2 separate regions of the Homo sapiens genome follow, and region 1 is linked to region 2. Evidence: chromatin loops called from intact Hi-C (ENCODE). Cell type or tissue: Calu3. All regions are shown on one strand. Each heading gives the region's core, and the rest is flanking DNA. Links, peaks and the distances in the headings are about the cores only. Region 1 has its middle 39 kb from the start of NUF2. Region 2 has its middle 210 kb from the start of NUF2.

Region 1 (8,928 bases), core at 2,775-6,774, 170 kb before region 2:
TTAAGGTCATGGAAGCTCCAGGTACTTTCCTCTTTGTCAGAGATAATAAAATGTTATTTTAGGGAGTGACCAGGCTTTCAATGAAAGGCAAAGCCCTGGAATGGAAGGAGCAGCAAAAGCTGGGTGTGCAGGGAAGAACAGATGAGGATACACAAATTGCGCTATTGCCTTGTCCCTTCCTAGCTTCTCTTTAAATATTCATGAGTTTTCATTCAGAGAAAAGGCTGCCTCTAAGGCAAGGTAACAGGTATAAACATCACCAAATCTCTCTCATATTTTAAAAAGTTTGACCCCTTGGACCTATCTCCACCTTTACTGCACTTTTTTTCACAACCAGATTTCTAGAAAACCTAATCAATACTTGTGAATTAGTTTCATTCCTTGTTCATCACAGAATTGTTATTTCTATCCATACTAATCTTCTGAACTTTCTAAGGTCACCAAAAAATTCCTAGTTACCAAAATTTCATGCATACTTTTTAATCTTTCCTCAAATTCTACCTATCCAGTGCTTTTTTCATTTTGTCTCAGTAACACCACTCTGTTGGTTCTCCTAATTCCCTGTCTTCTTGTTAATTTTTCCACCCTAGAGCCTCATTCTGTTTTCACCTCTTGTGTTTTTGTTCTCTGTGCTTCCACCCTTGCCTCTTCTTACCGTAAACTCTATATTTCTCCTTGAAAACTTTTATCTACACCCACAGCTTCCAGCACAAGTTAAACACCTGTAAAACTTAACTACATTTATGTTTTTTTAATTAGATTTATCATATCCCCTGATTTTCAGACTTGCATATCCATTGGCCAGTAGGTGTATTTAACTTATTGGCATTCTGATGAAGCCTAATAATGGACCCTTTCAGAATAATGGGTTTAATACATGATATAAAATAGAGGATAAAAAGGGAAACCAATTAGATTCAAATATGATTATCAAATATTTAAAAACATTATGGTTACTAGTATCACTAACTACACTTGTGCCGTGTTGGAAAAAGGACTCAACCACTTTCTTATGCTACTATACCTCACTCCCTTATATCCATTTAGTTAGCAAGAACTACAGATTAATGTACCCAAATCTCCCTCTCACATCTCCTTTGCTTATGTTGCAATTTGCATCCTCATCATTACTGTACTTGCAATAATCTTACCAGGCTCCCAGTCTCTAACCCACTTCTATAAAGGCATTCGAGTATTCCATCAAGCAAATTAGATAGTGTCTGTGATCTGTGCAGTTTTTTAGCTTTTCAAACTGTCCTGCCAGGGTGTATTAGCGAACTCACAGGGGAATCATGCAATGTTTTAAATTTCCAAAGGAAACAACAATATTTGATATTTGTGGGACACCGTCACAAACTACTAGTTCAAGGTCATTCAGAATTCCAATGTTAAAGCATACTACATTCCTTTCAATGACATCATATCTTTGTGGAGCTGGGTTTGGCATTTGCTGAGATAAGCAAGTATCACATGAAAATCATAGAATAGGAAATGAAGATGACAATGTTCAATCTGATTCCAAGGTTTGAGTAGTTGTACAGTGCCCAATAGGCACAGATACCCAATTAGTAACTGGTTAAGAGTAAAATAAAGTAATAAAAATATTCTTTCAGTTTGTGTTTTATTTTAAAACATTCATTGTTAGGACATAAATGCTTATTATGTTTTCTGGACCTAACTACTTAATAAACAGAACATTAAATATTTTTCTTGGGACCATTCCCTTATAGGATAAAGTAAACCTGCAGGAATTTCAAAACCCTTCATAATCTAGACTTTCTCACCTTCTAGACTTTCTCACCTTTTCTCTTGCCACTTCTCACTTGAACTTTGTCCTTGAGCAATACTGAGCTATTTGGCATTCATAGCACTTCACACTTAATGTGTTTACACGTGTTTTTTTCCCCCCATAGTTTATAATGTCTTTCCTTTGTTCAACTGGAAAATACTCATTTTTCAAGTCTAAGACTTGTGTGTGTGTGTGTGAGAGAGAGACAGGGTCTTGCTCTGTCGCCCAGGCTGGAGTGCAGTGGGACAATCTCGGCTCACTGCAACCTCTGCCTCCCAGGTTCAAGTGATTCTCGTGCCTCAGCCTCCCGAGTAGCTGGGACTGCAGGTGCGTGCCACCACACCCAGCTTATTTTTTTATTTTTTTTGTAGAGACAGGGTTTTGCCATGTTGGCTAGGCTGGGCTCGAACTCCTAACCTCAAGTGATTCGCCCGCCTCGGCCTCCCAAGGTTCTCGGATTGCAGGCATGAGCCACCGCTCCTAGCGAAATCTAATGCTTTTTTAACTGTCAGCTTTTCCTTTTTTCTTTTATTTTTACTGTAATTTGTATCATTATATTGTATTTTTTTTTTACACATGTTACACCTTGCTGGACTTAAGGTTTTTCAAGCCCAGTAACTAATCTGTTTTAGTATTTCTACTCTAGCATGGAACCAAGCACCTGGTAGTCACTTAAATGTTTACTTAAGGAATAGCCATCACTCTCCTATGACCAAAGCATATAACCTTGAGGCCAGGTTTATCCCAGCAAGAAATGTTATCTTTTATGCATTTTTTATGCCAAATAACATATGTTTCAGCAGTTTGATATTTTCACTTTCTATTTTTGCCCCCAAAGAGGTAAAAAGCCTTATTTAAGAGGCCTTCAGTATAATCCACATTTGGCTGTTTTGACTAAAGAATAACTGAGTAAATTTAGGATTTTCCCCAGCGCCTTCTTGAAAATGACTACTTGGATCATGTACTCTTTTAAAGTTTATTAATATGGGGAAATTAATACTCTGCAGAAGCAAATGGCCTCATGGTATGTGGCATGTGGTGAAGCCTGACCTTAAAGGAAATACTGTGCAGACACAGACTTTAGTTATCACTTATGAGTTCAGGTACTTAGCTATATGTAGAGAAAATATTTAATTTCAAGTTCAACTGACATATTTCAAGGAACTAATCCATTTTATGACAAAGCAAGGGAAATTGAAATATGCACCTTGCAGGCTGAAGTTAATACATCTGATTTTAGTTTAACGGGATGTTTCCTATTTTTAGTAAGACCAGAAAAGTTTTATATGAAATTCCATTTCAAATTCTGGGCCTGCCACTTATATCAATTAAGTTGGCACTCTCCCTTTGATTGAAATATGCTTCTCATCTTCCTATCCATATTGCCACCAGGGGGCATAACATAACTTGCATAACCAATGCTAAAATAGCTGTGGATTTTAAGGTTTGAAACTTAAAAGCTGAAAATTTTTAAATAATAGTAACAACTCAAAAAAAAGAAAAGTGTCAGAATTTAGAGATAATCTGTTTAAAGTTGAAATAGGTTCTAAATAATATCATAAGATTATTTCAAAATTTTGCTAAAAGGATGACTCATCTCAAGTCTCCAATTCTGACCTTATGTACATTATCTTTTAAAAATTGTTTGTTGGCCAGGTGCGGTGGCTCACGCCTGTAATCCCAACACTTTGGGAAGCCGAGGCGGGTGGATCACGAGGTCAGGAGATCGAGACCATCCTGACTAACATGGTGAAATCCCACCTCTACTAAAAATACAAAAAATTAGCAGGGCATGGTGGCACGCACCTGTAGTATACATGTATATGTATACACATATATATATATATATACACACACATATATATACATATATATACACATATATAAGTAATCTTTAAAAGATGTATATATATACTGTCTAAGTCATCCTCTTAGTAATTGGTTCAGGATTTCTAGTTCAGATTCCATGCAACTCTTAAAATTGAATTTTTCTGAGACAAGAATTTGAGATTTCATAAAACAAGCAAGTCTTTTAGGAAATGAACCTAGAATATCACCTAGGATTCTCAGTGTAACATTCTTTTCTTCTGGTAATCTTATAAAGTAAGTTCCTACCACCACCAACCTCTAATTCATTCTTACTGCCATGACATAGAACTTTCTAAAATACAAACTTGATCGTCTCTCCCCACTGCTCTACAAATCTTTGATGCTAACCCATAATACTTTAAAGGGCAATATTTTGATGGAGACCATATAGTGTGGTATGGCAGTTCTCAAAGTGTGTAAAATTTTCCTGGGAAACTTGTTAAATATGCCACACCCCCCAGAGATTTGATTTGGTGGGTTTCTGGGGTTCTACACATGAAACAAGCATACTAAATGATTCCAATGACAATAATCCTAGGCGATTATTTTAAGAACTGCTGTGTGACTAGGAACATACACTAGAATAAGTCCTCACACTACTTCTAGTATAACAAATACAGGAATAACAAATACAGTTGAGGGCTGAACAATGTGAGAGATAAGGGCACCAACCCTCCTTACAGTGGAAAATCCATGTGTAACACTTGACTCTCCCGAAAATTACTAAAAGCCTACTATTGACTGACCAATAACCTAAACAGTCAATTAACACATATTTTGTATATTTATCATATAGTATATTCTTACAATAAAACTAGAGAACTGAAAATGTTAAAAAATCTTAAGGAAGAGAAAATACATTTATTATTTATTAAGTGGAATTGGATCATCACAAAGGTCTTCATCCTCATCTTCATGTTGAGCAGGCTGAGGAAGAGGAGGAAGAGGAGGAGTTGGTATGGCTGTCTCAGGGGAGGCAGAGGCAGAAGAGGTGGATGGGGTGAAAAGGGAGGCAGGCAATCTTGGTGTAACTTTTATTGAAAGAGATCCATGTATAAATGGTCCTGTGAAGTTTGGCCCCATGTTGTTCAATGGTCAAGTGTGTATCTCAAGCATGAAAACACTGAGTGAATTCTGGAGAACAATTAGCAAAGTGCCTGCCACACATCAAACACTCAAATGGTAGCTGATGCTGTTAAAGGCAGATATATCTGTTAGACTGCTCTGGGGCCAATTTGATATGTTTTATATCTTCTGCACTACTTCTGTCATAATTCTTTATACCTACTTAGCAGTGAAGAAATATTTGCTGAATTAAAGAATATATCTGCATATCCAAAATGGGCACAAGACCCTAAAGCAAGGAGTTTTCAGGAAAAGAAGTCAGCCTTGTATTTTTAGTGCAAAGAACAAGGATCATGACAGTTTTATCCTACCAGGGGAAAAAAGAATCAGGTATGCTCATTTTTAAAAGTTGCAAATTTCGCTTGGCTCCACTGGGTGTCACTGCTAACTCGTCTTTCCTGTTTGAGCATAGGTGTAAGGATTGCAGGACATTAGAAGGGGGATTTTCAAACCTCAGTATTTATCAGAATCACCTGGAGGACTAAAATGGATTATTGCCCCAGAGATTCTGATTCTGTAGGTCTAGGGTGGGGCTCTATAATTTGCATTTCAATCAAGTTCCCAGGTGAAGCTGATGTTGTTGGTTCAGGGATCAACATTTAGAGAAGCACTGCATTAGAGAAATCTAACCATAACTGGGGTCAGGTTCTTCACAGGTCTTCTATAGCAATGCTTCTTGCATTTTGACATGCTTACAAGTCACCTGGAAATCCTGTTAAAATAAAGAGTCTGATTCAGTAAGTTGGGGTGGAGCCTGCGATCCTGCATTTCTAAAAATCTCATAGGTGGCGCTGAGGCTGCTGGACCACAAACCACACTTTGAATAGCCTTCCTGCTTCTCGTCATTGATTCTACCTTCACATCACCAAGTTCTCTACCCTTCAAGACTGAGGTGATGAGAGATATAAAATGCTTGGCACAGCACCCAGTGCATGGTCAAGCACATTATATGTGTTAGCAATTATTATGTGGAGGTATTTAGTACAATTGTTCAGAATGTGGAGTTTTGAGAGACAGACATTTGAATTCCATGTTTGCAACTTACCAGCTTTGTAAACTGGGGCATGAAACAGAATGGCATTGAGGCTTAGGCTCCTTATTTTCAAATTGAGGAGTTTAGTAGTCTTTATTTCACAAGACTGTTGTAAGGATTAAATCAGATAATAAATGTAAACTACTTGGCACGCTTTGGAAATGGCTATTATTGCTAGTAAAACAGAAGATATAAAGTGACAAAAATGGCTGCAACAGGTGTTATGTGAGCTTTTACTGTTTGAAAGAGATAGACTCTACCCAGAAGAAAAAAATCACATGGCACCCATTAGAATACTAATGTTCATTTATTGCTAACAGTTGTATCACCCGTCAAAGGAGAAAGGACTCAGAAAGTACTGAGAAATTTACAGCCATCATTTAAAACTAGATTTGTAGAAAAAAAAGAGTTACAGAAACAATATCTTTTCAAAAGTTTTTAGAAAGAAATTGCATTTTACCAGGGAGGGCAAATGTATTCTTATATAATCAGGACAACTTTATATCTGTGCTCTTTCAAGCCAGAGATTATAATTCATTTTGTACCTACAGAACTTAGCATATAATAGAATCAAAATAATATGTGCTGAACAAATGCATGAAGAAACCCTACCATATTCAAAGAAATAATAGGCTGTCTTTCATTAGTTTATCCCTTTAACTTACTCTGTTTTTCTTAGATGAGTTCCTTTTGTCCTCTTACTATCCCAGTTTTAGCACTAAACAACCCACATTTAAGGAAACCCCTCAGTTCAGGGCAAACCAGGATGGTTGATCTCTCTGGACATGTGCTCTACATGAAGCTCCTATTTGGCCCAACCCTCCTCTTATACCCATGGTTAGGCTTCTTTTACTTTCACGGTATTTACGGCTGGTCTTCTTCCCTCAATAACTCAATAGATATTTACTAAGAGTGCACTACACACAGGCCCAATCCGAGTGGGTTGGAAGAAGTCAAGGTGAAGAAGAAACTCCTGCTCTCAAGAAGTATCCATGGACAATGTCAACTCTTAATGACTCTCTCTTCAACCAGGTGTTATTAGTCTTTCTTTTGGCCAAAATCCCTGTATCTATTGCTATGTAACAAATTACTCCAACTCTTAGCAACTTAAAATAAAAAGTGTTTATTATCTCACACAATTTCTGAGGGTCAATGAATATAGGAGTAGCTCGGCTGGCTGGTCCTGGCTTAGGGACTTTCTTGAGGTTGCAGTTAATCTGGCCTCCAGGGCTGCAGTCATCTGAAGTGTTGATTAGGGATAGAAGATCTGCTTCCAAGATGGCTCAATCCAATGACTTTTGGCAAGGGCCTCAGTTCCTGCTGCCTCTTATCAGGAGCCTCATTTCCTTACCACACAGGCTTCATACAGCTGTTCGATATGGTAGCTGGCTTCCCCAATCATCAGCTAAAGCAAATGATTGCAGATAGAGATAGGAGAGAGAGAGAGAGAGAGAGAGAGAGAGAAAATGAGAGAGTGCAACCAAGATGGAAGCCACAATGTCTTTTATAACCTTATCTTGGAAATGACATACCATCACTTCTTCCATGTTCTACTCTTCACATAGACCAACTATGGTACAATGTGTATGTTTTGGGGAACTTCATAAAAGCATATATACCAAGAGGCAGTGCTCTTTGGCAGCCATCTTGTGGAGTTGGCTACCACACTCCCCAATCCCTGTACTAGAGACTGGGACTTCTATACCCTTACCACCAGCATGTAGACAACGTTTTAAGGTAATATAAAATTAGGGAATTATTCCTTTGATTGGTCTGCTCACACTGCTGAATATATGTTCTCAACACACGAGTGCATCTCTTACAACATACCTTTTTCTTGACTGGAACGTTATACTTGCCTAATGTGATCACAGCACGACTTAGTAGATGAGGCACTCATTATCTCCTGTGAAACAGATGGGAAACTTTGGCTCAAAGAGGTTCTTAGTGGCAACCAGTTGATTCACTTGCCCAGAAACCTAAAACGGCTGCCAATGTCGTCATTAGTTCAAGTCTGAACTACTTAGTTGGCATTCAAGTCCTCTTTAAACTGGGCCTATATTTTTTTCATCAGATGTTTCCTCATTGACTTCAACATACATTAGAACAATATCATGAGTTGCTTGCTTCCAAATAGGATCTGACCTTCTTCCAACTTTTAATAAAAGAAATCAGACATTTATTAGCCACATTTCCAGAATTCAGGGACCCATATTCTAAACTCTACAAGCCAGGTGCAATTCCCAAGATTTAATCTGAAAATTTTGGGAAGCCCAGTTTAGCTCTTTTACTCAGACTCCTATGTAAGAAAGACAAATATGAATCTTTCTCACTCTCATTTCTATTGTAGCAGTCTGAGATTTACCACCAGCTTCCTTGCACTATGTATGTCTTTGTTCATTGCAATTTTTCTTTGAGGGCTCAAGACCAGCCTATTTTACACTAGTTCCAATGATTTGACAGGTATAAACTATGTCCAAAAGAGTTAACTTTCCTCCCAAAAGTGACTGCAGAATAAGCTAGGCCTTCCAAGTCAGCCCTGCTTCCATCAACCCGAGGAGGCATGTTGCCTGAAAGTCTTCATAATAGGTGATTGGCAAGTAAGGTTAGGTATCATTGCTGCAGTGAAAGAGGGTTAGGAATTAAGGTCCAGACCTTTAACTGCCCATTGTGAAGTTTTCCCTAACTCTTCTAGCTAAAATTATTCCTCATTTTCTATTTTCCCTGAGGTCCCCATCCTTTTTTTTTTTTTCCTGGTTAACAGGAAATTTCTAAGAAATGATAGACATCTGACACGCGGTCTCAATCCAGAAATTCAGATACAACAGAAGTGAAGTCTACACATTAATTGATACTCTACCAAGCCACAGTAACCAGCACTGTTTTCAATGGAATAAAAGCTCTATTATGTACTTCATCTGTCATTAGCTAGTCAAATATTCCTATTCTGGAAGTAAATCTTCAGAATGTCAAAGGGACTGTTTAGTTTTGAATTTAAAAAAAATTGATTGAAACATTTAATAATCAAAATCTTTACATAATGATTGGATTTGAAAACATTTCTGTTTTCTTTTAAGATAGGTATATTTCAGAATTATACAAGACTACCACA
Region 2 (8,928 bases), core at 1,983-5,982:
TGGAAAGTCTGTGTAAGACTTAGATGCTTGTAAAGTGCTTTTCAATACATAGATTCTGTGATTCGTTTCAATGAGCTATAGAAATCCAGAAATATTGTTTTTAGGATTATAAGAAGTCAAAACTAAACAGATGCATAAGCGAGCCTAGCTGGGGCCTGCCTTGGCACTGCAGACAAGGTTCCCTAAGATGTTCCATGTCACAACCAGAGTTGTGGTATTGTCTGCATACATAAATGTGAGTGTGTGTGTGTGTGTGTGTGTGTGTTGCGGAAGGGATTGTGACCATGGGTCAGATCATAAAATCAGTAATGCGATGCCAGCCAACATCAGTGACTTCTGGTGGTGAGATTAGCTCTGCTCTAGATATCTAAAGTGAATCTTGTTACAGTTAAATGTAAAATTGTGTTATTTTCCCATTTTGATGAGCACCACTGAAGCCAGAAGAGAATACTCTTTTATGGTAAAATAAAATCAGGAAAAAAAAATGTTTCCAAAGCTCCAAATTAGTTTATGTAAAATATTTTAGCTTCTATAGAAATATTTTAACTTCTATAAAAGACTAGCCTCCAATGTTAGATTGAAATTTTTAGTTCTGAAAAGAACATGAAGAAACTTTTGTGTGCATAGGGGAGAAATGATGAACCTCTTCTCCATCACCATTTCGGACATGCTTTGTTTTTTACTTTTTAACAACTTTTTGAGATATAGTTAAAATATCATGCAATTCACCCATTTAATATGTCATACAGTTCACCTATAAATATATAAAGGCTTTTTATATATTCACAGAGTTGTGCAACCATCACCACAATCAATTTTAGAATGTGTTCATTGCCCCAGAAAGAAACCCCATTTCCCTTAACCATTACTTCCCAGCTTCAGCATACCCCTCCAGCCCCAGGCAAATGCAATTTACATTCTGTTTCTATGGACTTTCCTGTTCTGAGTATTTCATATAAATAAAATTACATAATATGTGGTTCTGTGACTGGCTTCTTTCACTTTGCATAGTATTTTCAAGGTTCAGCCATGATGTTGCATGTATTGGTACTTTATTCTTTTTATTGATGAGTAATATTCCACCTTAAGTATTAATTGAGGGACATTTGAGGTTGTTTTCACTTTTTGGCATGAAAAGAGCCAAATAATGCTCTTATGAAGATTCATGTACGAGTTTTTGTGTGGGTTTATGTTTTCACTTCTCTTAGATTATACCTAGGAGTAGCATTGATGGGTCATATGATAACCTCGGGTTAATCCTTTGACAAACTGCCAGACTGTTTTCCAAAGTAGCTGCACCATTTTACATTTCTCTCAATAGTGTATAAGGGTGCTAATTTCTCCAAATCTTTGCCAACATTTGTTGTTCACTGTCTTTTTTTATTATAGCCATCCTAGTGTGTGTGCAATGGTATCTCATTATGATTTTAGTTTGCATTTCTGTGATGGCTAATGCTGAACACTTTGTATGTGTTTTTTGGCTTTGTGAATATATTCTTTAGAGAAATATCTATTTAGATCTCTTGACCATTTTTATTGGGTGATTGGTCTTTTTATTGAGTTGTAGGAGTCTTTTATATATTCTAGATACAAGTCCCTTGTCAGATATATGATTTGCAAAAATGCTCTCTCATTCTGTGGATTGTCTTTTCTCTTTCTTGATAATATCCTTTGGAACATAAGGGTTTTTAATTTTGATGATGTCCAATGTATTTATTGTTTCTCTTTTTTGTGTATGCTTTTGATGTCATGATCTGCTTTATTTTTACGTAACTCTTCAGAGCAATGCCTAAGCTTTTGAATTCAGGCTGCAACAGGGGTATTGAGGGATATAGAAGGAGAATGGTATTAAGCTGATGGCATTAAAGATAGACATCAGTAAATTTTGAAAATCCAGATTACTGCTTCAGGTATCTTCATAACATACCAAAGTGTCACCACATATTGGTTATAGGAAAATGTGTTGTACAAACAGTTGTTGTCTAAACTTTTCCCATATGTGTAATATGTAAGACTCTAAGGAATGTTTAGGATTTCATTATATATAGTTGTCACCCAAAAATATACAAGATTGCTTTGGGCTATTTGCGGTCTTTTGTGGTTCCATATACATTTTAGAATTTTTTATATTTTTGTGAAGAATGTCATTTGTATTTTGATAGATATTGCATTAGATCTGTAGATTCCTTTGGGCAGTACAATGATTTTAACAATATTAATTCTTTCAAACTCATAAACATGGGATGTCCTTCCATTGTTTTGTGTCCTCTTCAATTTCTTTCATCAGAATTTTATATTTTTTTTTATAGGGATCTTTCACCTCCTTGGTTAATTTATTTTTAGAAATTTTATTATTTTTGTGGCTATTATAAATGGGATTGCTTTCTTGATTTTTGTAGAATATTTTGAGCGATGAATATACATAATGAAATAATAAAAATTTCTTCCAGCTAGTTAATTATTGGTATATAGAAATGGTATGGTTTTTTTTTTTTTTGCATGTTGATTTTGTATCCTGCAACTTTACTAAATTTGTTTCTCAATTCTAAGAGTTTTTTGATGGAGTCTAGTTTTTCTCTATGTAAGATCATGTCATCTTGCAAGCAGGGAAAATTTGCTAAAGCAATCCTGAGTGAAAAGAATAACATTGTAGGCATCACACTACCTGACCTCAAAATATATTATAAAGCTATAATAACCAAAACAGCATGGTACTGACATGAAAATAGACACATAGACCAATGGAACAGAAAGAGAACCCAGAAATAAATCCACATACTTACAGACACCTGATTTTCAACAAAGATGCGAAGAACATACATTGAGGAAAGGACATTCTCTTTAATGAATAATGCCGGAAAAACCAAAATATTCATATGCAGAGGAATGAAACTAGGCCTCTATCACCACATCCAAAAGTCAATTCAAAATGGATTAAAGACCTAAATCTCAAACTATGAAAATACTAGAAGAAAACTTAGGAGAAATGCTTCAGGACATCAGTCTAGGCAGATATTTTTATGGAGAAGACCTTAAAAAAGACAATAAAAAGGACAACAAAAGCCAAAATAGACAAATGAGATTATATCAAATTAAAAAACTTTGGCATAGCAAAGGAAACATTGACAGGGTAAAGGACAACCTGCAGAATGGGAGAAAATATTTGCAAATTATTTATCCAACAAGGGAACAATACTCAGAATATTCAAACAACTCAACAGCCAACACACACACACACACACACACACACACACAATGCAATTCAAAATGGGCAAATGATATGAATAGACATTTCTCAAAAGAAGGCATACAAATGTTCAAGAAGTATATGGAAAAAATGCTGAACATCACTAATCATCAGGGAAATGCAAATCAAAACCAAAATGAGATACCATCTCATCCCAGCTGGAATGGCTATTATCAAAAGGACAAAAATAACAAAGCTGGCAAGGATGTGGAGGAGAAAACGAAACTACTATACACTGTTTGTGGAAATGTAAATTAGTATAGCCATTATGGAAAACAGTATGGAGGCTCCTCAAAAAGTAAAACAAACTACCATGTGATCCAACAACCCCATTACTGGGCATAGATCCAAAGTAAAGAAAATCAGTGTGTCAAAGACATAGATGCACTCCCATGTTTACTGAAACACTATTCATAATAGCCAAGACATGGGATCAACCTTAGTGTCCATCAACAGATGAATGGATAAAGAAAACATGGTATAAATACACAATGGAATACTATTCAGCTATAAAAAGAATGAAATCCTCTCATTTATAGCAACATGGATGAGTCTAGAGAATATTGTGTTGAGTGAAGTAAGGCAGGTACAGAAAGGTAAGTGCCATGTATTCTTACTCATATGTGGAAGCTAAGTAAGACCTCATAGAAGTAAAGAGCAGAATAATGATATCTAGAGTCTGGGAAGGGTGAAAAGAAGAGGGGATAGGGAAAGGTGTTGGTTAAGGAACACATATTATACTCAGATACGAGAAATAAGTTCTAGTGTTCTATAGCACTGAAGGATGACTATAGTTAATAATTATTTATTCTATATTTTTACATAACTAGAAGAGAGGATTTTGAACGTTCCCAACACAAAGAAATGATAAATATTTGAGGTGATAAATATGCTAATTACCCTAATTTGATTATTATGCATTGTATACAGGTATCAAAATATCACACTTTACTCTGTAAATATGTATGAGTATGTCATTTTTAAATTTAAAAAAATTATACAGTATGCTGCCACCAGGTGGTGATAGCGGCAGCCTTTAATGGACAGTCTCATTGAACTGCTAGAAACATAGTTAAGACCTAGAGTTTCTGTCTAGCACATTACATTTATAAGAATAACTTTTTAAGATTTTGTTTTAAAACATAAGCTTTCTAGTGAAATCAAATGCTGGATGTTAAGAACATGCACTTAATAAGAAGATGAAGAGAGGAGTGAATATTTACTGAGCACTTACTATATGATTTTATATACATTATTTTATTTAACCTTCATGAAACTCTATCAATATACCTTAATGTCCTCAGTTTAAAGACCCTAACTTCTTTGTCCAGGGTTACATAGCAATGATATACCAGAGTTCAAACTGCCTGTATGTAAAGCCTGTATGGCTGTTACTATGCCTATATTTTGTGACTTTCTATCAATAAATAAAGCATGAATTCAGATTTAGTTAATATTTATGCATCTACTGTACCAAGTACTATGCTAAGTAATTATCACAAATGTGAGTACAATTTGGACTTCTTTCTATTAACCCTAATCGGTGTCTAACATTGTTTAATATAAAGTTGATCTTCCCTTAACTTGATAAGGCTTCTCTTTCTCTCAACCATGTTCTCCATCTGTCTCTCTGTCTCTCTCTTTCTTCTCCCTACCTCCTTAAAACTGAAACCTCCATAAGCTGCTACATGGTTTGGGGGTTTCAGTGGAAGACTTATTGTCAAGAATTCCTGCAGAAATAAGTCTACAGCTTTCTGGTTTGCAGATTTTCCTGTGTCAGTCTCAGAAACAATATTTCTTGACTTAGGGTAATAGACACTAATTGGGTGGCAGCCTTGCCCATACAGATCCCCTGAACTTCCTGTGGGACGGAAATTCTGTCTGCTTATTCTCCATTATATTGTTAGCTCTTCAAAATGCTTCTGATGGGCCAGGCACAGTGGCTCACGCCTGTAATCCCAGCACTTTGGGAGGCTGAGGCAGGTGGATCACCTGAGGTCAGGAGTTAGAGACCAGTCTGAAAAACATGGTGAAACCCTGTCTCTAAAAAGGTATTTTTTAACTGGCTTTGATATACGTCTGTCCTCTACTCTTACCCCTGCCCCGCAAAATTAGCTATAGCTATTGATCCAGAAGCTTTTAAATCCGAAGCCAGGCCAATCAGATCTTCTCTATTTCAAATCTGAAACTTTGATAGAAATTATAAGGATGAGAAGCATGGTTGCTCTGACAGTGGCTCCCTGTAGAGCTGGGGTCCTAACTCTTCTGGCCTACTCTAGTTGCTAGTGCTCCTGGGCCTTTTTATCTCTTCCTTTAGTTTTGAACTGCCTTAGTATTCTGACAATGTGGTTTCTCTTTCACTTAACCTTCATGGGGTTAATTTACCAATACATTTAAGCTGTCAGATGTAGTGGACAACTCACTCCATTCCCTCCCACCCTCCCTCCCTCCCTCCGTCCCTCCCTTCCTCCCTCCCTTCCTTCCTTCCTTCCTTCCTTCCTTCCTTCCTTCCTTCCTTCCTTCCCCTTCTTCTCCATCTCCCCCTTCTCCTTCTCCATTTCTTCCTCCTCCTTCTCCATCTGCTCCTCTCATCCATCCCTCTCTCATCCTTGTCCTATTCTTTAGCCTCCTTTGCTCCTAGTGCATTGAGAAACAATATTTCTCTTGCTTCTATTCTGCCTGAATCCATACAGTAGCTCAGGGCTTCTTTATGTCCTAACATAAAATTCTCCAAGGTTCTTCATGTTTCCCCTTCATGTTAAGTTTTACTTTCTTTCAAAGAAGAAGAGTATGTTCTGCCTGCTGATATGTATCTTCAGAGGCATCACTGTTCAGGGGTTTTTGACTTTTATATTTATTTATTCTCTTTATTGTGACGATGATCATCAGGCTCCAATATTTATAACTTGTCTCTATAACAGAACTCCTCAAAATTGATTTGTAAAACAGCTAGGAAACATTGTAGAATATTTGTTTTTACCAGAAGTATAAATAGTTTTCTGAACATTAAAATGGTTTCTTCAAGGTTTGGAAAGGATACACACACAAATTTGTTAATTTGTTTGACTGAGAGTTAGAAAAGTAGAATTTTTTTTCAAGAAATAAGATAAGGGTAGAGTTGAAGGTGATTAAAATAAAGCTACAGGAACTGAATTCAATTCAAGTGCCAGTATTTCTCCAAAGTCAAGAAAAGGGTATAGATGTGGCAATGGGAAAGCCTGTGCCTAAGTTATGTGCCTCACACAATGTACGGAAGAATCACCACATCTGTAGAGAGATTTACATTCACCATAGCATTTTATATCTTGAGGAAATATCTATGCATGCAAATATTTGAGCTGCTTGCCTTCAATGAATCAGTAGCCAATTACACATATTTAATGGGCAATTAAAAAACTAGTCATTTCCTACAAGATGGTCATGAAGAAAAGAAAATCTTGTGCCCTTACTCTTGACATTATTACCATCTCTCTTCCCTTTCTTAATCTTAATTTTGTAGCAAGAATGACAGGGAAATCCAGGAGAGTCTTTAAAGCACTTGAAAGCCCAGAGCATTTATGTGGGAGTTGGTGAGACTATGGGACATGGGACTATGAAAAGCTGCCCTGTGTACCCATCCAGGTTTACTCTGGACTTTGGATCTTATGAACACGAGATTGTGACCTGCAAATAAGAGCAGGCCTGCATGCGGAGGGAGCACTGAAGCAAGACTGACATCAGAAGTGATGGAAAGGAAGAGACACCAGGGCCTGGCTATTCCTTTTGTGCCCAAGTCACTCCCAGCCATTTCTGTCTGTCTTTTATTAAATAAAAATTGTGTATATTCATGGTGTACAGCATGATGTCTTGATACACATATGCATAATGAAATGATTACTAGACTCATGCTAATTAACATATTCATCTCCTTACATAGTTATCATCTTTTGTGTGTGTGTGGTGAGAGCACCTGAAATCTCTCTTAGTAAATTTCCAGTATAAAATACCTTATTATCAACTATAGTGATCAGGCTGTACATTTACATCTCTAGACCATTAATCCTACCTAACTATGATGTATATACACAAGTTAAGTATCCCTTATCCAAAATGCTTAGGACCAGAAGTGTTTTGGATTTTTACCTTTCTTTCAGATTTTGAAATATTTGCGTTATATTTACTGGTTGAGCATACCAAATCTGAAAATCTGAAACCCAGAGTGCTCCAATGAGCATTTCCTTTGAATGTCATATTGGTACTCCAAAAATTTTGGACTTTGGAGCATTTTGGGTTTTCATATTTGGGATGCTTAACTTGTATATATAAAATGGGCAATTATTCAGCCTTAATAAAAAAGAAGATTCTGTTTTTTGTGACAACATGGATGAAACTGGAGAACATTATGCTAAGTGAAATAAGCCAGATGCAAAAGGTAAAATATTATATAATCTCAGAAGTTTTTAATAGCCTTTCTAGAGAAGTACAGACTCCTGCATTTTCCCAGGACAAGACAAACATGCATAAGAAAGTAGGGTTAGATATTCAGATAGGAATCTGTTTAATGATGTGAACTCAGGAGCCCATGATAGGGTAATGGAAATCTAACCCATCTCTGTTAGGGAATTTTGCCAGCCTCTAAGGTGTGCTTTCTGCCCCTTTTAAATGTACCTCTACCAGAAATAGAGGACAATCCTTAATGATCCTTCAAAGCATAAAGGAGATTCCTTTCCCTCACTTCCTCTAGGTAGAGTGAGTAACTCCAGGTATGAGTTCCCATAGCCCTTTTACACAACTCTACTGTATTTTATCCCTTAAAATATTTTTTCTTTTCTTCTTTTCATTTCATCTCATTCACTGATTCATTCAAGCATAATTTGGGCCTCTAACATGCGTCTTCAGTGTGATGGGGGCCTCGTGGATGGCAAATACAGATATCACTAGGAAACATTTCCTGGACCCCAAAGGTCACAGCCTCTGGAAGCAAACATGCAGGTAAGAAAATGATTAAAGCAAGGAGATCGGTTTCACTGGACAAGGCGCTGGGAGCACACAGGGGAGGAAGAAACTTTCTGAGAAGGTTGGTGAAGGTTCCAGTGGAGATGAGTTGTGAAGGGTGAGAATAATTATTAAGTGAATAATGACCACAGAATGAGAGTGGGGACAAGCCTAAAAGTTCAGAGATGAATATGTACACATTGTGCTGTAGGAGACTTCTGGAGTCTCCTCTGGTCTGGGGTGACATACGTGACTTATGGGAAAGCCGGAGGGGAGGAGGCTCTGGAAGCAAATGGGGCCAGATCCCAAGCTTCTAACATATCTTGTTAAGGGACAAGGTTCTTGTTCCGAAGTCAGAGACTGTCAACCTAAGACAGAACAGCTAAGATGCTCCTGCAGGATTCCACGGGAGGGATGAAGAAGGCTGACAAAAGAGGTGGTAGCAAAGAAGGGGAGGTGGGATCCACTCAAGAGGGGGTGAAATTTTCAAGAATTTGTCATACCAGGTTTACCTGAAGCTCTCTCTGGGTTCTGTAAACCTGAGAGTGGTGCTGGTCTGCGTGGATTTCTTATCCTAGCGCCTTCCTCTGTGTATGGCAGGGCGTAGGTATACAATCTACACCTACTGGGCAAATGAGTGAATGGACAACTCACGGTCTTAGCAAAAAGAGTTTATCTACCTGGTTCTCTTTGGGAATGGGTTCTAA

The links. Peaks named below come from ENCODE experiments on the same cell type or tissue, not always from the same donor. Only the 100,000 strongest peaks of a DNase experiment are listed, where the experiment ranks them.
Region 1: a loop joins it to region 2, with 9 times the contacts of the local background. A loop is called at or near these places in 15 of 110 quality-filtered maps.

The regions. Positions count from the first base shown.
Region 1 is chr1:163,356,156-163,365,083 of GRCh38, forward strand. No RefSeq gene overlaps it. Among named protein-coding and RNA genes, the nearest start is that of NUF2, 39 kb to the left of the region's middle. In Calu3, for the core only: CTCF peaks have their summits at 3,151 (motif pointing right) and 5,169 (motif pointing right); DNase peaks (open chromatin) are centred at 3,176 and 5,176.
Region 2 is chr1:163,524,658-163,533,585 of GRCh38, forward strand. No RefSeq gene overlaps it. Among named protein-coding and RNA genes, the nearest start is that of NUF2, 210 kb to the left of the region's middle. In Calu3, for the core only: no CTCF peak of the experiment used is centred there; a DNase peak (open chromatin) is centred at 4,274.